Linked DNA regions of Homo sapiens: regions 1 and 3 are each linked to region 2. The links are chromatin loops, found by intact Hi-C in ENCODE. Cell type or tissue: Calu3. All regions are shown on one strand. Each heading gives the region's core, and the rest is flanking DNA. Links, peaks and the distances in the headings are about the cores only.

Region 1 (7,377 bases), core at 917-5,916, 160 kb after region 2:
TGGGACTACAGGCACCCGCCACCACGTCCAGCTAATTTTTATATTTTTAGTAGAGACGGGGTTTCACCATGTTGGCCAGGCTGGTCTCAAACTCCTGACCTCAAGTGATCCGCCTGCCTAGGCCTCCCAAAGTGCTAGGATTACAAGCGTGAGCCACCGCGCCCAGCCCAGGGCCAATTATTTTTTGTTTTCAGATCTCAAATAATTTTGCAGGACTCTAAAGAGCTGATAGCCCGGTCCTGTAGCTCTAGGGCCTAACAGATAAGATGACTCTGATTGTAATGATGCTGGTATTTCCTTGATATGAAGAGCCCCAAAGTCTCTATAGTTGTGTCTCCAAAGTGGCAAAGTGGAAGCCACATAAAGAAATCACTCCCCATTACCAATTATCTTTTCAAGTGTGTCACGTACACTGCTCTGCTGCTGCTCTGTACATGGAACATATTGGGCAGGGATGATTACCAAATAATTCTGGAGGCTCATGGCTTTGAAACACCAATGAGACAGAGAACTTGATGGTGGAAAAACTCTTCCCGAGAAGAAAATAGGCCATAGATGGGACTTGCCCAAGTCTTCCTTAGGGAGTGGGAAAGATAAGGGAGCTCACATTGCCAAAAACCCAACCCAACCCATGGTGTACTGGGGATTTTAGGAATTTCATTTGTCCCTCTGATATCTTTTCAAAGTGAAGATTCACCCCATTCTACAGAATAGACCACTGAGGCTCAGAAAGGCCAATACTTGACCCCAGTGATACAGGGACAAGATCTCGGATCTGCCTAATTCTAAGGCTCTGCTTTCTCTTCCTGCCATTGTGGATGGACAGAAGTGTGTGACATTTTTAGAGGAAATGAGCACTATGCTGTGTAGTTTGTGCTTGGAATACCAGCAGGATTAAGAAAATTGCAGGACTGATACCTTTTAGAATTTTCCATTTGCAAAAGCCACAATCCTGTAACAAACATCCCTACAACAAAAACTCAAGATGAAAGAGCCAGAGAGAAGCAAATTAAAGGCTTGGAAAGATGCAAATCAAGTCTTTGTCTAGAGTAGTGGAGCCAAGAACCTGGTGGCTTTACTCAACAGGTATTCACTGAGCACCTACTCTGTGTAGGAGACCCTGAGAGATGATAACCTCTCAGTCTTTTTTCTTTTTTCCTTTAAATAGGGATGGGTTCTCGCTATGTTAACCAGGCTGGACTTGAACTCCTGGACTCAAGTGATTCTTGCCAGAACTCCTGGCCTCCCAGAGTGCTGGGATTACAGGTATGAGCCACCATACTTGGCCAACCTCTCAGTCTTAAGTCCTCTGTTACATGTAGACACCAAGGTGCAGTGGAGAGAGAGGCTGCAGAAGAGTTGGCCTATGACACAGAAGATTGGAATTCACAAACTTTCCACTCCCTGGCAGTGTGGCCTTAGACAAATGAGTGCATCTCTGAGCCTTAGCTAACTATTTGGTAAGATACAGGTGACCATTCTTGCTCAGTCTACCTCATGGGCCTGTGATATTCTCAAAGGTCCCTGGTAAACAGGTGTGTGGAGAGTCCTCATTATGACTCCCCCTAGAGTAGGCCCTTTTAGAGGGCAGGAGTGTCTGTGTCTCTGTCTTCAGCACAGGCCTGGCAGACAGCACATGGGCCCTTGTGAGTGTGGGAGGCAATCTCCTAAATCTTAGCTGAAATACAACATTCGTCAGGATCTTCCTGCTCTGTTCACACCTTACACATGAATCCAACCTCATGGTGCACGGACCAGGGCTCTCTTCTTTGAACCTGCAGAAGATGCTTCATTAAAGGTCAACTTTGTTTGCAAAATAACTTTATGGCTCTTTCTGTAAAAGCTGAAGGACTCCAGTGGTCATCTCACTGAAAAGGAAGTTTCTTCCCTAGCAGCTGAGTCTTCACAAATAATATTCTCTTTCAATTCACACCGCAGATTAGGCAAGGATCCTTTGTAACTCCCAGTACCACAGGTCTGAAAGGGCCCTTGGAGGTCACATATTCTTATTCCTTTATTTTGCAGATGAGTTTGCTGCAGAGTGCAGAGGAACTTGCTGCAGGTCATAGATCAGGGCTGGTCTTAGAGTTATGTGTCCTTCCTTCAACTTGATGAAAACAACTCTCCTGGCACTTCTCTGGAGCAAAGCCGGCGGTCCTCCTTGGATACGGTGAGCCACCAAGCTGGGCTCTAAAGCAGGTGGACAAGTTCAGGGCCCCCTGTTAGGATGGGTTCACAGTCATTCCGAGGCTTTTGCAAGTGTTTTTCTGGTGCAGGGCTCTGCACTGGCTCTCCAAAGAGAGACACAAAATGGCTATTTTTGCAGATACACTCATGGTGGGAATGGCCGTCAGCCAAAATGCCCCGATGTGCTTCTCAGAGTGTGTGGATAGACCTCCCTTCCTCCTCCAGCCATGAACTCGCAGGGCCATGGGAGAAGATGGGTGTCCTGCAGGTCAGGGCTGAGAACAGTGGCTGACTGATGGCGACAAGGGCAGTCCTGAGTGGCCTGCACAGCACCTAGATCTGGAACCCAGAGGAGTTGTTGGCTGCAACAGCAGATTAGTCAAACTCCCAGATGGCATCTCTGAGCAGGGAGTTTGAGGTAAAAAGGCCTGGACTTCCTTCCTTCTTCACTAAAACAGGACTGGAGAATGAGGTCCTTGCACTGTAATTATACTCTGGCAGGAAACAAATAACTAAGGCATTTCTCTAAGTGAGGAAGGAAGGAAAACATCCAAGGCTCTGGGGATCCTTCAGCTTCTGCTCTTGTGGCATTGGAATAATAAGAACAACCATCTACTCTTCAATCTTTGCCAAGCCCCATGAAGTAGGTATTTTCCACCTTAGTCTACAGATGCAGGAATGGTGGGTTGCCCACAGCTGCAATGCTGGTCAGTGGTGTCACAGAGCTGGGACTGAATTGTACTTGTGCCCAACTCAGAAGCCCCGCAGGTCTCTCTGCCTCACCTGCTGTTATGTGGAGGGGGCACTTTCTCTTATGAGCTCAGCGTAGTCACAGGTGCACAGCGATGCCCAACCAGGAGGCAGAAGTCCACCCTTCACTTTCCCTGACAATTTGAGTGCCTGGGTGCACTCAAGGAAAGGGCTCCTGTTCCTTTATACAAAAGTGCTGTCTGTTCACAAGCCATGCCTCCTGGGGCTGCACCCACCCCACAGGGGCGCCTTTTTTCTAATTCACATGGAGGGACCAAGTAGACTAGTGGTGGCCTTATATTAGCTGTTGTCAATTGAACTTCTTTGGGCCTGAGTTTTTTTCTCATAAGAAGTGAGGCTCTTAGGATGCCTTCTTACTTACAAAGTAAGTGTTGGGGCTTACTTACAAACACCTGCAGGTTGGCAGATGTTTGTAGGCCGGCGTGTGTGTGTACGAATGAGAAGCATCCCTTCTTAGACTCCTGTCTCCCTGGGCTCACGGTACTTCTACTGGTCATCCCAGTTCCTGGGTTGGGGTTCACCCAACACAGGCTGCCTCAGCCTGAACTTTGCGGTGATGGATTGGTGACCAGGCCCTCACCACAGGGCTTCCAGGGACCACCAGTCTCTGGTGTAGGCATGTACTAGGAGGAAGGGATTGAGCAACCAGCTGCCCTGTGCTCTGTAAGGACCCATGGTGCACCCCCACTGCAGCCACTCTGGGGATGGACCCTAACCCGTCTCTTTCTCACTGTCTGGCTTTTGTAAATATCCCTGGCCTCTTCTTTGCCCAGCAGATTCCTGTTCTGCTTCCTCTGTCCCATGCTGAGCACACAGCATGGAGCGCAGCCCTGGGCGCACAGTAGGCGCTCTGCCCTGCTCCCTGAACTAGTGGTCAGGTGAACGAGCCCTGACTTTGCTCTGCCATTGCTGGGCTGTGTCCCTCGGATTGCGCCCCCCGTTCCCACACGCCTGGGCCCATTAAGCTTCCATCTCTCACCTCGTTATCGCCTGGGCTTGGGGGTTCTTGGCTGGGAGGTCCGAGGTGTCCCAGCTTCCCCCTAGGCAGAGCCCCTGCAGGTCTTATTTAGGGAAACCCCCACACGCAGAGGGGCATTGTCTCAGTGGGTTGAAAAGGCTACTTTCCTCCAGCTCATTGATCAGATCCCAGAGAACAGTGGGGAGCCTGAGCCCAGGGGCCGAGGCATCTTGAGGGGCTGGGGCTTTCTGAGAGCCTTTATCTCAGCACAGGAGATAAGACTCCAGTGGCTGCAGGAGCCATAAAGCAAGGAGGGGCTGGCAGTTGAGGATCCCGGGGAGCCGGGCTTTGAACTCTGCCCTCATGGGGGTGGGAAGCCTTTATGGCTGGGCTGCTCTGGGGCCGAGGTGGGAGCAGAGCCATCACGGGAGAAAAGAGTCCCCAGAGCCGGCCCCCTGGCACCCAGACTGCACGGTGAGACAACGGAGCCCGGAGTGGTGGGACCAGCGGCGGAAACAGCGCTCCATCCGGGCTTTATTGACTTGTAAACGGTACCATTAAAGAGGAAGGCCTCACCTTGGCTGGAAGCAGCTGTGTGCGCTGCCGTAAATCTAGGGCGAGCTCTGAGGCTGCAGCCGGGCCTGGCAAATGCCAAGCATGCCCTGGGCAGAAGGGGGTGCAGGCCAGGGATCCCCACCACACCCAGCTCCTAGCTCCACTGAGGGGCTGAGTATGGGAATTTATAAGAAGGATGTTTACCAGGGGAAATATCAGCGGCTAATTAGACTTTGCAAATAAAAAAACTTTTCAAACTTTGTTTTCCACTTTTTTTTTTTTTTTTTTTTTTTAAGAGAAGGGATCTCGCTTTATTGCTCAGGCTTGTCTCGAACTCCTAAACTCAAGCAATCCTCCCGTTTTGGCCTCTTGAACGCTAGGATTACAGACGTGAGGCACAGCACCCAGCCATCCAAAAAAAAATTGTTAAAAAAGAGAAAAATGTCTAGACATCTTTGAGTCTCCATTTGCAAATTTAGCCCAGAAAGAAGGACATTGAGAAGCCGAGGCTTAGAGTGGCCTGCAGAGGAGTGAGCGAAAGTCCATCACGGTTTCTTGTTCACTGTGTATCCGCGGACTAGCTCCGGAGAAGCCCAGGTCTCAAGTTTTTCTTTCTTGTTTTTTTTTTTTAACATAAAGAATAAACATAATACCAGCTCTCAAAGGTTGGCTATGATGATGGAATGGGATGAACGTAGAACACCTCACCAGTGGGAGGGGCTCAACAAGTGAATTTTCTCTCTTCTCCGATTGACAATAAAACAAAACAGAAATTGGAGATATTGGCCCTCTTTTTGTTTTGTTCCCCTGGAATTAGCTAACCTTGCACAACAAAAGGCTAGACTGCTAGCTGCCTGGGGGCAGGGACAGCCCTGCCTGGTTCAGTTTTGTAGGTTAGTTGTTAGGAAGGAAGCTGGTGTAGAATTCTGAGAATGTTTTCTACAAATGTTGGGTGAATAAAAAAAAAACAGGGGACTAAGAAAAAAGAAGGAAAGAAAGAGTGGAAGGAAAGGAGGGTGGAAGGAAGAACACAAGGTCACTTTTCCTCTGGACAAAGTCCAGAGTTTTTGGAAGAGAAGGAAAGGAGAAGCAACATTTGCCACCTCCTGCTGTGAGCCCAAATGTTATAAAACTTAGTTCTCACAACCACCAGGAGGGCCCTGAGGATAATTGCCCAAGCTCTGCTATTTACTTATTAACCAATAAGTAAATCTGTCTTCTGGGCAAGTTATTTGCTGAGTGGGTGAGTAAGTTCTTTGTGCCCCTGACTTCTCCTCTAAAATGGTGAGAATTAAATGAGATAATAGGTGTAAACCCATTATACAGTTATTGGCAAATACTAAGTGCTCGATACATGTTGGATATGGTTATGCTTCACGATGAAGAAACAGAGGTTAAGTAACTTGGCCGATTCACAAACCTGAGAAGCACGTGGCTGGATTCCCACTTTGCTTCTAGAGCTCACACCAGTTCTCCGGGGTCTGCAGCTCTTGAGGCATCACAAGGAGTGGTTTGTGGAATCCCCACGCCACATGGTCTCAGAATGTATTACCAGACAGAACTACTAAAAGGAACTCTTTAGGGGACATAACTTTTAGGCTGAGCTGCTGGAAAGGGTTAATTGGGCCACTGGGATTCTTATCTTTGTCTGAGGGATTCCTTCATTCATTAAATAACAAACAGATAAATAAACAAACAAAGCCAAAAGGAGGTAAGATCCTTAATGCTTACAGAGCCCTTACCCAGCCCAGCCTGAGCCAGGAGCTGCAGGAAGCTCAAAGCTCTAGGACAGGGCCCCTCACCTCCCTGTCTCCAGGGACTTAGTATTTGCTAATCACTGCTTGTCACAAGTAGGACATCCTCAGTGCTGTGTGTTGATGGGAATCAGTTTCTTATCGTATAACAAGGAGGCTGGATGGCAAGTGGCGTTTACCACCATCTAGAATTCTCTAACGATTCACAGTGAGAGAGATCTCAATCCAGGAACTACCATGGTCCCTCTGCGTCTGGGATTTCAGCCTAGCCTTTGTAGGTGCTGGAATATGCTTAGATAGCTCTCAGGGCAAGGCACTGTTCTGTATGTCCACACATACTAACTTATTTAATACTCACCTCAATTCCACTCCTTTACTGTCAAGGAACTGAGACACGAAGAGTTTAAGCCCACACAGCCAGCATGTGGTGAAGAATTCGACTCCGCACAGCCTGGCGGCAACGTCAGCGCCATGCAATGCTGTCTCCCTGCAAAACAGATCCCAGTAAAATGGAATTCAGTTTACAAAGTGGCTATTCATCTTCCAAGGAGGGATAGAATGAAGGAGCTAAAGACAGAGGGAGAGAAGAAAGAAATGCAGAACAGGGAGCGGAAACGGGGGCTCCTCCCTTGCAGCACCTGAGACACGTGATCTCTCTGCCTGTTCCTTCCTCCAGCACCCAACCCCCTCTGCCAGCAACTTCCAGATAATCCCACTAAGAATTCCAAGCAGGTCTCATTGCTTCTTGGAAAGTAGCCGGCAGAGGCCCACACCCTGAGCGTGCGAGTCCGGTTCCGAGTCCTGAGACTGGCAGAGAACGCTCCTGGGAGGGGTTGGCCTTCCCATTCCCCTGAGTCTGGGCCCAGGCCTGCCACATTCCATTCTTCAGGTCTTAAAAGCCTCCTATTCTTTTACAAATCACTGGTTCAGACCTAAATTATCCAGATAATTGAGCCGCCTGGCCCGTCATTTTGTTGGCATAGACACCATTTATGTGTAATCTGAGAATATTCTATCTGCCGCGGAGTTTCTTCCAAAGGCATTATTTCTAACCTTCTTTAAGAAACAAATTTCCTGTTGCCATGGAGATCATCTTTTGGCTAATTTTATCAGGCTCAGGAGCCAGGCTGGAAGCAGCTCTCTCCTGTCTCC
Region 2 (7,316 bases), core at 2,317-7,316:
TTTGGGGGTGACTTTAGGCTTCACAAAAGGGTCCCTTACATCACTTGAAATGATTAACTTTACTGAAAAGTAACAAAATTATTTTTGAAAAATAACAAAAACAAAGAAATTAAATTTGTTCATAACCCCATTGCTTTAAAAAAAAAAAAAAGTTATAGGCCAGGCACAGTGGCTCACGCCTGTAATCCTAGCACTTTGGGAGGCTGAGGTGGGTGGATCACTTGAGGTCAGGGGCTCGAAACCAGCCTGGCCAACACGGTGAAACCCTGTCTCTACTAAAAATACAAAAGTTAGCCTGGTGTGGTGGCATGTGCCTGTAATTCCAGCTACCAGGGAGGCTGAGGCAGGAGAATCACTTGAACCAGGGAGGTGGAGGCTGCAGTGAGCCGAGACTGTGCCATTGCACTCCAGCCCGGGCAATAAGGCGAGACCCCATCTCAAAAAAAAAAAAAAAAATTAATTAGGCATAGTGGCGGGTGCCTATAATCTCAGCTACTGGGGAGGCTGAGGCACAAGAATCACTTGAACCCGGGAGGCAGAGGTTGCAGTGAGCCGGGATCACGCCACTGCACTCCAGCCTGGATGACAGAGCGAAACTGTCTCAAAAAAAATAAAATAAATAAATAAAAGTTATATCAAGAAGAAAGTTTCTCCCTCCACCTGACTGATTGTCTTCTTCAAAGTAAACCCCTGTTAGCAACTTGGTGCACATTCTTCTCAATTTGTTACTGGGGGGTTGATGCAGATATATCTAAGTACATATATATCCAAAATGCCAGACAGATTGACCTATACCTTGCTTATTTTCCTTCATGTTCAGGAACATTTCCCGTCTGTAACTATAGACCTAACACATTATTTTTAGTGGGTGTATGTAATTCCACTGCATGGATGTATTACATACCATTCTCCTGTTTAATTTGTTTTAGTTATGGATATTTAGATTGCTTATAGTATTTTTGTTATTGAGAATGATGCAGCCACACACATTCTTGTTTATATGCTTTTATGTGTTTGTCTTATTATTTCTCGTAGGATGGATCATGAAGAGTGGAATTGCTTTTCCTCTTGGGGCAGGCACACCAACAGTGTATGTGAGGCCCCTGCTCCCACTCCCCAGGCTGGCCAGTACTTTGGGCCAATCTGCTAGACCCAAAAATGTTAATCTCACTGAGATTTAATTTGCATTCCCCTGACTACCGGTGAAGTTGAGCATCTTTTCATATGTTTATTGACAATTTGCATTTCTTATTCAGTAAATTACCTGCTCGTATCCTAGAGTCATATTTCTGTCTGCCCGTTTTTTTCTATTCAATTTGTGGGAGCTCTTTGTATACCTGGGATCTAATCTTTGACTCATATATATGGCAAGTATTTTCTATTACTGTTGTCAACTTTTTATCATAGTAAAATTCTTACATCCAGCACCCCCACCCCTCCCCTGCCCTTTTTTTTTTTTTTTTTGCATTTGGGTTAGGCAGAGAGCTAGCTTTACTGTTTTCCAAATGAAGTCAATCGATCCCAAGGATTTTTAAATTATTTAATCAGTAAAAATGTACACATTTTGAGGGAGGTGTGAAGATCCTAGGAGAAACTGTGCTCTTGTCCCTGAAGACAGACTCAGTAGATCTTTTTTTTTTTCTTTTGAGACAAGGTCTCACTCTGTCATCCAGGCTGGAGTGCAGTGGTGTGATGATGGCACACTGCAGCCTTGATCTCCCTGGGCTCAGGTGATCTTCCTGCCTCAGCCTCCCAAGTAGCTGGGACCACAGGCACGCACCCACCACGCCCAGCTAATTTTTATATTTTTTGTAGAGACAGGGTTTCACCATGTTGCCCAGGCCGGTCTCAAAATCCTGGGCTCAAGCCATCTGCCCTCCTCAGACTCTTGAAGTGCCAGGATTACAGGCGTGAGCCACCATGCCTGGCCAACCCAGCAGATCTTTAATTCACAATCTGGAAAAACCATCTAGAGGCTGTTGCTCTCCTAGCCAGTCATGATTTGGGCCCTTCTCAACATGTGTATGTGTGTGTTGTTTCTTTGTGTGTGTGTGTCTTAGTAAAGAGGAGATTTGTAAACTAAAATATTCTCCTCTCTCAAAAATCACCTTAATTATAAACCAAATGCTGTGTATAACTCTATCCTAGCAGTTGGTGATTAGATTGAGGCATCCATTTCAGATGTGGGTCTCCTTCCCTGGTCCACAGTGAGCTCCTTGCGGCTGTACCTTAACTTACCTCTGTTCCAAACCCACCCAGGGGCTCAGACACAGTAATAGATGGGTACTTGTCTCAGTTCATTTTGTGTTGCTATAACCTAATAGCACAGACTGGGTAATTTATAAAGAAAAGAAATGTATTTCTCATGTTTCTGGAGGCTGAGAAGTCCAATATCAAGGTGCCAGCAATTGCTGAGGGCCTTCATGGCGTACCATCCCCTGGCAGGAAAAAGGAAGAGAGGGCAAGAGATCAAACTCCTAGCCTCAAGCCCTTTTATAATTAGCATTAATCCATTCACAAGAGTGGAGCCCTCATGACCTAAACACCTCACATTAGGTCCTGAGACAGGAATAATATAAGGTGGCTGCAGAATAATAGAAGATTTTGGGCAGCAATTTCACATGACTAGCAAAAGGAAACTGTTGAAATGGCTGCAGAGGCCATGGGCTAAGACCGTGAAAAACAGAGTGTAGACCAAGCTGGCTAAGACCCACTGAACCCAGCATGGCACTGGATTTGACCTAGGTTTCTCCTAGGACCTCATTATACGCTCATTAACATACTAAATCACACACCCCACTAGCATCATGACACTTCCGAGAACACCCATATTTGGTTTAAAAATAGGTGGTGTCACAGTTCTGAGAAATCTCCTTCTTTTTCTAGGAATGATCATGAATATTCTGCCTCTTGGTTAAAGAAACCCGTAAAGGTAGCAACCCCAAACCCCCTTTCGTGTGAGTCTCTCGAGTACACCCATATTCCCTTTTCTTGAGTGTGTACTTTTCCCTTTGCAATAAATCGTACTTTCACTATTTTCCAACTGGTCTTTGAATTCATTCTCTTGATGGTGTCAAGAGCCTGGACACTGGCTGGGGTCTAGGTCCCACTGGCATTTGGGGACCTCCCCTCCAACACTGTTGCACTGGGGGTTAAACTTCCAACGTGTTTTTTTTTGGAGGACACATTCAAACCATGGCAGTACTGAACAAAACCTTGGCTTTGAAACCATATGAAGATTTGTTTTGTGTGTGTTCACATAGTTGAAGTATTTCAACATTTTTAAGAGGGATTTTCAGGCTTCTCTATAAGCAGACTAAGAATCAGCATTAGCATGTTTTCTCCATGTACAAAGTCTTTTATCTTTCTACTTACAAATGAAGGTAACCAATAAATATTTGTTGAATTTTATCATTCTGTTAACCTTCAGATTCAGACTTGTCAGTAATTACTGGCTTGCATTAAAAGCAGGAGATTAGAGATTGAGGTCCAGGAAGTATAAATGATTTGCTCAAAGGCATGTAGAGTAACCAGGTCTCCTGTCCCTCTGTCCCCCTTTTCTGCTACACCTTGTCCCTCGACAAAGGGTGAATGACCTAGTGATGGTCATTCATCTGAGGAGAAAGGACAAAGGTAGGACTTTGAATCGGAGCAACTGAACCCATCCTGGCCTATTTTCACAGTCTTGCCACAGAAGATCTGGCCACCTTAGAAGGACTCATTCAGTGATCTTGGTCTTGAATAATACCATGAGTACTTACTATATACAGGTACACTGCTGTGCCGTAAGGATTCCCTCTGGAGCAAAACTGACCCAGGTCACAGGTTAGTGAGGGAGACTGAGCCTGTCTTCCACAGTGTCACGGAAGTGAGCACTAAACAAATACTCCCAGGCATGGATCATTACAAATGGAGGTGAGTGCTGGACAGGAAAGGACAGGATGCTAGGCGAGAATTCAGCAGGAGGGCTTGGTGGCGATTAGGGGGCTAGGGAAAAGCAGAAGTGGGGCTGTAAAAGGCTTTTGCAAAGATGAAGGCTTTTACATTTGTGAGGGAAATAACAATAATAAAGGTGCTTGGAAGGGCTGCTCATCCGCATTCATGGGCCTCTTCCTAGAACTCTGGGAATCTTTCTCCCTAGAGCTCTGTAGGCGTCCAGGGTCAGGGCTGGAAAGGCCTTCACAAATGCTAATCTGTGAGCATTTTATGGGTTGCCCCCTGACCCTCAGCATCCTCCTCCTTAACTAGATCCAATGGTGAGGTGAAGAGGTGGGGGCGATGGAGAATGGCATTTCCAGTTTGGAGAAAAAAGTAGGGAGAGGCGGGGAAGCCTTCCCACCCCAATCCCAGGGCCAGGTTCCCCTCTCTCCAAACAAGCCTAAGGAATGTTTTTCAAGGCAAAATCCCACCTCACTGTGTATTTGGTTGTGAAGGGGGCTGTCCAGGAGATCAGGGTTGTTTTTGGAGAGTTTGGAGGGCAGGGGCAATAATGTCTGACCCCCTGCAAACAAATACACCTGTAAGAAAAGCTAGACCAGAGTGAAGTAAAGCCAGGATTTGATGGTGGCGGGAAGGGAAGGGGCCAATGCTGCTGCTGGACAGAGGGGTGTTATTTTCCCCAGAAGAATAGCATGTCGTGGTCATCATCATAATAATAGCTGACACAACTATTATGGGCTGGGGACTTATAAGAGCTTTCATAACTCTCAGGTAGGAGGCACTACGAACTCCATTTCACAATTGAGGAAACTGAGGCACAAAGAAACGAAGTAGTGACAGCAGCTTTCCTTTTTCCCTTCAACAGTTTGGAATCAAGCTGTTTGAGCCGAGGCTGGGTCTCAGGAGGTGTGGACAGCACTTCCATCTCGGTAAATCAGATTCGCCTGCCCATAACTGGGGAGAATGGTGGCTTTGAAAAGGTTAACTTGGGAGCCCTGGGGACGGCTGCAGGGAACGTACGCCCATTCCCCCTAGGAAGCAGAGCCAGGCCGCCTCCTCCTCCGCAGTGGTGAGGACGCGTGGACAGTCCCGCGGGGGCGGCGGGAGACCTGCGGAGTGGCCGCACTCCAGGTCCGCGCCAAGGCCGGGCAGCTCCGCTTTCTGCTCAGTCTCCGCGAGGTGTCGCCTTCGGCCGAAGAAACCACCGCGGCGCCACCCTCGTAGCTCGCACTTATTTATTTATTTATTTTCAAACAAGGGGGGCGCCCCTCTTCTTTCAATTTGAAACTGGAAACATCCAGAGGTCTTGTTCCTAAGGGGGCGCGTCCTCTCCCTGCTATTTTGCACCTTCGGACTAGCCTTCTTTCGTAATTACACAGGAGCAACCTCCCTGCAAGGCCTTGCTCAACGTTGGCCTCGCGCTCAGCTGCACAACACGCAGTCAAAGCGGGGGCTGGGTTAGAAGCATCGGTCTCCCCTCCCCAACACACACCCCCGGAGCCCTCCGTAATTTTTTTTTCTTTTAATGACAAGCAATTGCCAGGCTCGCAGGGTGGGTGCTGCATTGCACCGCTCCGCGCGCAGCTGGTTCTCAGAGTGCAGCCGGTGCAAGCCCGGGGGTCCAAAAGGGCGGGAGGAGCACACCCTGGGCTTCCCAGCTTTGCAGCCTTCTCTCTGCAAAGAAAAGCAAGTGGCTTTTGGCGCGAAAGCCTTGGCGCCTCCCCTGATTTTTATGGAAATCAGGAGGGCGGGGTAAAGCCGCTTTCCTCTCCTTTCTCCCTCCCCCTTGTCTGCGCCACAGCCCCCTTCTCTCCCCGCCCCCCGGGTGTGTCAGATTTTTCAGTTAATAATATCCCCCGAGCTTCAAAGCGCAGGCTGTGACAGTCATCTGTCTGGACGCGCTGGGTGGATGCGGGGGGCTCCTGGGAACTGTGTTGGAGCCGAGCAAGCGCTAGCCAGGCGCAAGCGCGCACAGACTGTAGCCATCCGAGGACACCCCCGCCCCCCCGGCCCACCCGGAGACACCCGCGCAGAATCGCCTCCGGATCCCCTGCAGTCGGCGGGAGGTAAGGAGCAGGGCTTGCAAACCGCCCGGCGCCCAGGGAAGCGACGAGCGCCGGGGCAAGGCAAGCCCTGGACGGGATTGCGACGTGCGCACCGGGCGCCCTAATATGCCCGGGGGACTGTTTCTGCTTCCGAAACAAAACCATCTCTGGGTTTTCCCAGAAAAGCCAGTTCCAGCCCCGAAGGCATCCTGGCTAGAGGAGACCCGCCCTAATCCTTTTGCAGCCCTTACCGGGGGGAGTAATGGCTTCTGCGAAAAGAAATTCCCTCGGCTCTAGAAGATCTGTCTGTGTTTGAGCTGTCGGAGAGCCGGTGCGTCCCCACCCCAGGCTGGGGTTCTTCTCCAAAGGGTGCCCCTGGAGGAAGAAGAGGGGGGGATTAGGCAGGGCGAGGCCGCCGCGGTCGCAATCTGGGTCACGGCTGCTCCAGCTTGGAGGAGAGGCGGCTCTCCCGGCGACCCTCCTCGCGCGGGCGCCCCTGCCATTCCCGGGAACAGGGGCTCAGCCTCTCCCTCCCTGGAAGAGGACGTTGTCGTGGGTTTGGAAGAGCAGGGGTGGGCTTAGAGAGCTTCCAATTAAGCTATTGGCAGGAGTATCCCTGCAGCGGGTGAATGCCGAGGGGCGTTTGCTCAAATTTGGGGAGGGGAAGGATTTGTGGATATGGGTGTCTGTTGTTGGTCTCTGTCTAGAGAAAGGCTTTTTTTTATTTGCAAAGTTTTCTAAATCCCCTGCTATCATTTGCACTCCTGAGGTTGCATTTTTACAAAGGGGGTAGAAGGTACTCCAAATACCATTCCCGGTAGCTGGGTCGGAGAGCCTGGGGCTTCCCCTGAGCAGCCGGCCCCACACCGCTGCGAGTGCGGTTGTCTGCGTGCTCGTGAGAGCTAGAATTCTGCAGCCAGGAACAGCCCCCTCCCCCAGGCAGTGCCTTGTGTGAATGAAATGGCAGTTTCCAAAGTTGCGGAGCCTCGCCACCACCCCCTGCATCTGCATGCCCCCTCCCACCCCCTGTCGTAGACAGCTTGTACACAAAAGGAGGGCGGGAGGGAGGGAGCGAGAGGCACAACTTCCTCCACCTTCGGGAGCAGTGGGCAGAGTGGGGGGCTTGGAGGGAAGATTGGGGAACCTGGTTAGAGGGGGCGCCCATTGCCTATCCCCTCGGTCTGCCCCGTTTGCCCACCCTCTCCGGTGTGTCTGTCGGTTGCAGTGTTGGAGGTCGGCGCCGGCCCCCGCCTTCCGCGCCCCCCACGGGAAGGAAGCACCCCCGGTATTAAAACGAACGGGGCGGAAAGAAGCCCTCAGTCGCCGGCCGGG
Region 3 (7,377 bases), core at 917-5,916, 320 kb after region 2:
TTTCTTCTTTTCCCTTTTACCCTTTTGCTTACAGGCTAATAATGATGGTAGGGCCCCTGCATTCTTAGAAATCCCTAGAATGAAACTGGGTTGAAAGCCATTGATTGGGAAAGAACGTGGCGTGCCTCCTGTCTGGGCCCTCAGCGCTGGTGGCATCCTACTTATGCTCACTGCGGAGGACATGGGCCTCCTGGAGCCACAGGGTGCTGTGGTTGGAGGCCCCCGGGCCACCGCCGGCACCTTCTTTCATTCTGCGAAGCTCCACCCTGGGCTGGGCAGAGGCTACTTGCATTCCTCCAAGCCCTTCCTTCTGGGCAGATATTTCTCAAGCACTTAACACTTTTGAGAAGTATATTTAGTCACAAAGACCGCCCAAAGCCAATCTGCCCAAATAGTTCTCATTTCTCTGATTATCCTCTGCCCTTTACTCTCTGAAGATTCCTGTACTAACATGGTGGGGGATCCTGAGATAAATATGTGGCCTCATCCTTGTGATACATAGTCTGATTGGGGAATCCAAGTTTCAAAAGAAAAGACACATTCACTTCCATATGCTAGGCCTGAGATGAGGTCCATGTAGGGCGGGTCCAGAGATGAATAATGATGTCAGACATTTCTCCAGCATGGACTTGCACATCAGCCACCATGTGTGACTTGCTTTACCTTATGTGGTCCTCACAAGAGCCCTATGAAAGCTACTTTTAAATGAGTGGGGAAACAGGCTGAGAGAGGTAATTGGCTCCTGGTCACAGATTGCTAAGTGGTCACACTGGAATGCAAAACCAGGCCCTCTTGGCTTTCTGGCTTGTGCCAACCACACACCAACACTACCAATTCCCCGCTCCCTGCCTCCACCCCAGGGTGCTCACCATCCCCTGGAGCAGGGCCCATGTGCCAGGCCACAGCAGTACAAGATAAAGTGAGGTTGTGGGGTCAACATGCAAATTAGGTGCAGGTGACCAACACTGCCATGGCTCAGATGTGAGAGGCATCACTGTGGCATAGGAGGGGAATGTGTCAGTGAAGGAGTTGAAATTTCTCTGTTCCTCATGGAGTGTGTCTCTTCTTGTATCTTCATAGCCAAATTCTCTGTGAAGCCAAATCCTTCAAGGCCCATGATGCCCCTTCCAGGAAGCCTTCCCACGCTGCTCTGGTCTTCAGGGATCTCTCCCTCCCCTGGGTATCTGTAGCAGGTAGAGTCAGGGCTGAACCTGATCCAGGCTACAACAGTGCACTTTCAGCCACAGGGGTCTTGCCTTCCCAGCTAGATTGCAAATTCCTCATCAGCAGGTGGAGACCGGGGCTCTCCACCTTTCCTTCTCTGAGGTGCAGAAGCCTGTGTCAGGTACAGTTTTATAGGGCAAAAAGAGCAATGGGCCTGGGGTGGAACTCTTGTGAACAAGGTGACATACTGGGACGTGTTGGCCATAATGTGACACAAGGGGAACCTCTAGCATAGGCAGAGAGAAGGAAGAGGCTAGTGTCCTGGGAACCAAAGAAATGGTTTCAAGGTGGTGCTATGACAGTAGGATCAAATGCAAGGGCCAGACTGGGGAAGATAAGGAGACCTGTTGGAAAGGATTGTCTTGGCTAATGGGTGAGAGCTGTTCCAGGAGAGTGGTGAGGGCAAATGAATGTCAGGCAATGACATAGAGCCATGAATTATATTTTATTTTTATAGAGTTTGCTTGAAAAGGACAAGAGAAATCTGGATAGTCACTAAAGGAGGATGTGTCCTTCAATACTTACAAGCTCTACGACCATTTACTTAACATCTTCACACTTTATTGTCTTTGTAAAGTAGGGATTGCATCTTCCTCTTATAGAGTGGGTCTGAGGAGTCAAAGAAATCAAGCATGTAAAGCACTTAGCTCAGTGTCAAAGGCAGGGTACAGTTAGTAAAAGTTAATAATGACTGCTTTTTAGCATAGGAGGAACTTCAGCCTATATGTGTGAGAAATAAGAATAAAATTCTACCCCCCTCAAACTGACGGAATGGACCCCTTCTTGACCAAGGGAAGGGACCCCAGAGAAATTTTAAAAACTGAGTTCCCGGCCACGACAGGAAAAGAGGTTGAACCTGCCTCATTATGCTCCCTCCCTGGCTAATCACCATTAGGTGTTCTTCCCTAAGGGAGGAAAATAAATCAAATCTTTGGAAAGACTCTACCCCTGATAGCAATTGACTTCCTGATGCTGCCCCTCCCTTTCAGCACAACACCCAGCATCCCTTCCTGATAAGAGACCACCGACCATGACCATGAAGTGGGTCTGGCCAGTCTATGGAGGATGTGCAAAGAGGATTTTGTGTCCTCTGCTTCACTTTTTGACATCAGAGGGCTGAAAACTCTATCCTCAGATCATGCTGGCGCCACCATTTTTTGAACATGGGCCCAAGGGAGAGGCATGAGGCTCAATTGTGCATGAGTGTGTTTCTCCTCTCATAAATACTCATGACTCCTCCCATAGCTTATTGAATATGTATATATATTTGACCACTGTACTCAGCATAAATCCCTTTTTTATTCTTCCTACCCTTGAATTGTTTCTGGTTTCTGGCCGGAGGCTACATTTCCCAGCCTGTCAGAATGGCCACACTACAGGCTGCAATTGTTTGTGAGAAATAAAGCTCTCCTTTCCAAATTCCTGAACCTCATCATTCTTCAGTTGACATGTAAGTTGATGGAAACAGGGGAGAGGGAAGTGAAAAACATAGAACATGGAGATAACTGATGGAGTGAAGGCTTGAGGAAGGGATGGGGTTGAGGACACAGGGGAGAGGATGGTTCTGAGTCTTGAGATGAGAAAAAGTGAGAAAGGTCAAAGCTGTATCACTGATTCTCATTATTTGCAGCAGTTTTGTTCTACATTCACCTTGAAGAACACTGACTTAGTAAATACTGCAATCATTGCTCCTAGGAGAAACACAGGATAAGGTTCCCATGAGCCTCTGTCACAGCATTTTTGTTAATCAATTAATACGTAATCTTATTTTATGTGTGCTGCTGTTTAAAGATGCCGTATTTAATATATATTGTTGATTTGCTAACATCAAACTCAGGGCCAACAGCACTATGACTCATGCCTGACTGAACTTACCTAACACATGCATTTTCTCCATAAGGCACATGGCAGCCCCCTTGTGCTTAGAAATAGTAGATGACACTTCAGCATTGTATTTGGAGGCCATTCTAAACAGTGAAATCTCCAAAAAAGAGCACAAAAAATGTAAAAAACATGATACTAAATGACCCACAAAATCGACACGTGTTTATAGTGTTAGGTGGGTGTAAATGTAATTGCAGTTTTTGCATTACTGAAATTTGCCATTTGTTATTGGAATACATTCTTAAATAAATGTGGTTATGTTATACATCATTTTAATGTGCAATTCTTTCTTTTTTTTTGCTAATGACTTATTACTTGCTGTATATTTTGTATTTATTTTAGACTATGGAAATGGTGTTAGACAAAGAGCAAATTTGAGTCATTTTCTTATTTGAGTTCAAAATGGGTTGTAAAACAGTGGTGACAACTTGCAACATCAATAATGCATTTGGTCCAGGAACTGCTAATGAATGTACAGTGTGGTGATGGTTCAAGAAGTTTTGCAAAAGATATGAGAGCCTTGAAGATGAGGAGTGTAGTGGCTGACCATTGGAAGTTGACAACAACCAATTGAAAGCAATCATCAATGCTGATCCTCTCACAACTATGTGAGAAGTTGCCGAAGAACTCAACATCAACTATTCTATGATCATTTGACATTTGAAGCAAATTGAAATGGAGAAAAAGCTTGATAAGTGGGTGCCTCATATGCAGAGCAAAAATGAAAAACATCCTCATTTTGAAGTGTCATCTTCTCTTATTCTATGCAACAGTGAACCATTTCTCAATCAGATTGTGACATGCAACAAAAAGTGGACTTTATACAACAATCGTTGACGACGAGCTCAGTGGCTGGACAGAGAAGAAGCTCCGAAACACTTCCCAAAGGCAAATTTGCACCAAAAAAAGTCATCATCACTGTTTGGTGGTCTGCTGCCAGTCTGATCCACTATAGCTTTCTGAATCCTGGTGAAACCATTACATCTGAGAAGTATGCTAAGCAAATTGATGAGATACACTGAAAACTGCAATGCCTACAGCCAGCATTGGTCAACCAAAAGGGCCCAATTCTTCCCCATGACAACACCTGACCACACGTCTCTCAACCAATGCTTCGAAAGTTGAATGAATTGGGGTACAAAGTTTTGCCTCATCTGCCATATTTACCCGACCTCTAGCCAATTGACTACCCCTTCTTCAAGCATCTTGACAACTTTTTGCAGGGAAAACACTTCCACAACCAGCAGGATGCAGAAAATGCTTTCCAAGTGTTTGTTGAATCCCGAAGCATAGATTTTTATGCTACAGGAATAAACAAACTTATTTCTCATTGGCAAAAATGTGCTGATTGTCATGGTTCCTATTTTGATTAATAAAGATGTGTTTGAGCCTAGTTATAATGATTTAAAACTCACAGTCTGAAACTGCAATTACTTTTGCATCAACCTGAGCCACGTGAGAAGGCAGAGTACCACGTCACTCCACCTGGCAGGGGCGGTGGACATGAGTGTTGGAGACTCAAATTCTTTTTACCACTTTGTGTGTGTCCAGGGATGACTGCAAAAGCACTGTGAGTATTTATTTGGAGGGGTTACAAATAAATCTTACTGAGTAGGTGAATTTACAAATACAAAATTTGTGAATCATGAGAATCAACTGTGTTTAAGTTTATCATGAAGGGAATGAAAATTGAGAGACCTTGTGGGTGCTGGAGAGGCTAAATTTTCTCTTTGAAATAAAAGTCAAGGTCTTCCGAGAAGATGCAGAAAGGGTGGAGGAGGCCTGGGGAAAGCAATACAGTTGGAAAGTTGCTGAGAAGAATAGGAGAGGGGGCCAGGAAGCAGAGAACAGGATTGGCAGGCACAGCTGAAGGACCAGCTGAGGGGGAGGCCTGCCTAGTTCAACTCTTTCCTCCAGAGCCGCCTTCTGGCAAGGCTCCATGAAACTGATTACCTGGGGAAATTCACCAAAAGTTGCAGTCTGATTTCCACTTAAAGATGCAGAAGCTTCTTTTTTTCCCCTTTCCTTCCTTGAAATCCAGAAGAGAGAATGAAAAACAGAAAAATTAACAAATAAAACTTTATTTTCACTAAGACCAAAAAAAAAAAAAAAAAAAAACCCAGCTATAACCGCAAACCACAAGCTATGAAGTGTGCTAGCCAAATACTGTGAAATCTGCACCAAAATGAGGTACAAATCTGACATGCTCACATTTCTTTTCAGACCATGAGAATAGAACACATTTTTCTAGAAGTAACAATCAGGGCCTTAAGAGTCTTATCCAGTGGTTCTCTGATGACAGCCACATGGCCTAAGACAGTGGGCAGACCTCTAGAGCAAGGAACATATCCCTCTAGAAACTTCAGGGCAAGTGAGTCTGAAGAAGACACTATAGAGACACAGCAAATCCGTTCTCTCTTACCAGTCTCCTAGATGAGGCAGATGCCGGAGGCCAAGGAGCTAAAGTTGCACGCATTCCTATGTCAACACCTTGCTAATTCAAAGTGTGCTTTGAGGACCCACAGCATTAGTCCTGCCTGGGAGCTTGTTAGAAATGCAGAACTTCAGAGCACACCTCAGACCCGATGAATCAGAACCCACATCTTAGCAAGGTCTCCAGGGGACTAGTATGCATTTTATACCTTGAGAAGGACTATCCTAAAAGGCATTTAGGTGAGCTGAACCAACCTCCTAAGCACCAAAGTCGTGGGCAGAGACTCTCCAAAAGTAAAGGAAGTCATAGATTTCGTGAACAGATGGAGAGGTAGCAAATCTAATGCAAAACTGCATATTGATTTAGTTCACTTCCATTGCGCTCTCACAAACTCTTAGTCAGTATTTGGCCATATTTAAAGATAAAGGACGTGAAGAAAGAGCCCAACATACAACCCTTGCATAAATACTGCAAAGAGAAAAGAGGATAGGGGTACCAGAAAACGCACATGGAGAACACATTATGATCTAAGGAAACAAAGTTCAAACAACTCCCTAAAGTTACCAAAACATTATACACAATATTCATTTTATTATTTTTTTTAAAGCTCAAAGAAGAAACTTGAGAGTTGAAAGACTAGATTAAAGTCAACACAAGGAGATTAAAAACAAGCTGGCAGAACTCAAGAAAGAAACAGAGAAAAGGTAAAGCTATTACAGAGATACAAGTACACTAGCAATAAAACAAAGAATGGAACAAAAAGAGCAGCAAAGCCGGGCAGTCCTTCACAAATGAGAGAACTGGCATATTTGTGAACTGCTTGAATGACTCCACAGACTGTGTATTCAAGGATGTCATTCACAAAGATCTAATTCCTCACTGGAAGCTTGAGCTCAGACCCAAATGAGCTAGTTCCCAGGTTAGTCACTGAAGGTACTGGAATAATCCATAAACAGATAGACAAATTAAATGTTTGCAGGGGCACTCATTATGTACCAGACACTTTTCTTATTTGATCTTTAAAACACAAGGTACATGCTTTTAATAAATTAGTGACTTTAAAAAATCATAAAACAATTCATGGTAAGAGAAAAAGTTGTAATGCAGAGAAAGTAAAATTCAGGAAATTTAAACAACCATATCCCATCACCCAGCAATAACTACTTTAAAAATCCTTATTATTATTTCCAAAATGTTATGAAAATATAGATTAATATTTCTCCCCAAATGCAATTATATTCTATATCCTTTTTTAACCTTATTTTGCTAACAATATATTATGGCCACCTTTTCTTCTGTCATTAAATATTCTATCTCATTTTAATGCTATAGAGTATTTTATTACATTGAAGTGCCATGATTTACTTGGTTTACTTGGTCTACCACAGTTTACTAAGTACTTGGTAAATATTTGTTGAATGACTTACTTGAATGAATGCTGAATAGTTAGGTTGTGTTTCTAAATATTTGCTATTACAAACAGCACTGCAGCAAACATCCTTTTAGCTAAATCATTAACACATCCGTAATTATTTCCTTAAGATCAATCCTCAAGAGTGGAACTGTTTGGTTAAAGAGTATGAGCATCTCTAGAACTTTCAAATAGTTCCCAATAAGGTTATGCCAATTTACACTTCCACCTACAGTACAGGATAATATACATTTTCTTCCACCCCAGCCTAACCTTGGTATTTAAAACATTTTTTTTTTAATTTGATAGGCCAAATATGGACTCTTACTTTGGTATAATTTATAATATTTTGATACTTAGCGAGGTTGAACTTTTCTCACATGCTTATTGGTCATTTATATATCTTTTATGAATGTGTTTTTAT

Evidence for each region. A loop is a pair of places that touch in the nucleus more often than their neighbours do. Peaks named below come from ENCODE experiments on the same cell type or tissue, not always from the same donor. Only the 100,000 strongest peaks of a DNase experiment are listed, where the experiment ranks them.
Region 1: it touches region 2 in a loop (2.7-fold over the local background); 5 of 110 quality-filtered maps call a loop at or near these places.
Region 3: it touches region 2 in a loop (8-fold over the local background); 2 of 110 quality-filtered maps call a loop at or near these places.

What each region holds. Positions count from the first base shown.
Region 1 is chr2:16,098,832-16,106,208 of GRCh38, forward strand. No RefSeq gene overlaps it. Among named protein-coding and RNA genes, the nearest start is that of GACAT3, 52 kb to the left of the region's middle. RefSeq lists enhancers at 4,163-4,993, 5,825-6,654, 6,183-7,377, 6,655-7,377. In Calu3, for the core only: no CTCF peak of the experiment used is centred there; no DNase peak of the experiment used is centred there.
Region 2 is chr2:15,934,739-15,942,054 of GRCh38, forward strand. It overlaps MYCN (MYCN proto-oncogene, bHLH transcription factor), which reads left to right and starts at 5,812. Exons shown (of 3, transcript NM_005378.6): 1 at 5,812-6,005; 2 at 7,210-7,316. It overlaps MYCNOS (MYCN opposite strand), which reads right to left and starts at 6,947. Exons shown (of 4, transcript NR_110230.2): 1 at 6,794-6,947; 2 at 6,236-6,359; 3 at 3,762-3,987; 4 at 1,527-2,438. MYCNUT (MYCN upstream transcript) reads left to right here. Exons shown (of 3, transcript NR_125783.1): 3 at 1,036-1,280. RefSeq lists enhancers at 3,808-4,365, 5,410-5,940. In Calu3, for the core only: a CTCF peak has its summit at 5,140; DNase peaks (open chromatin) are centred at 5,123, 5,683 and 6,903.
Region 3 is chr2:16,252,210-16,259,586 of GRCh38, forward strand. No RefSeq gene overlaps it. Among named protein-coding and RNA genes, the nearest start is that of GACAT3, 210 kb to the left of the region's middle. In Calu3, for the core only: no CTCF peak of the experiment used is centred there; no DNase peak of the experiment used is centred there.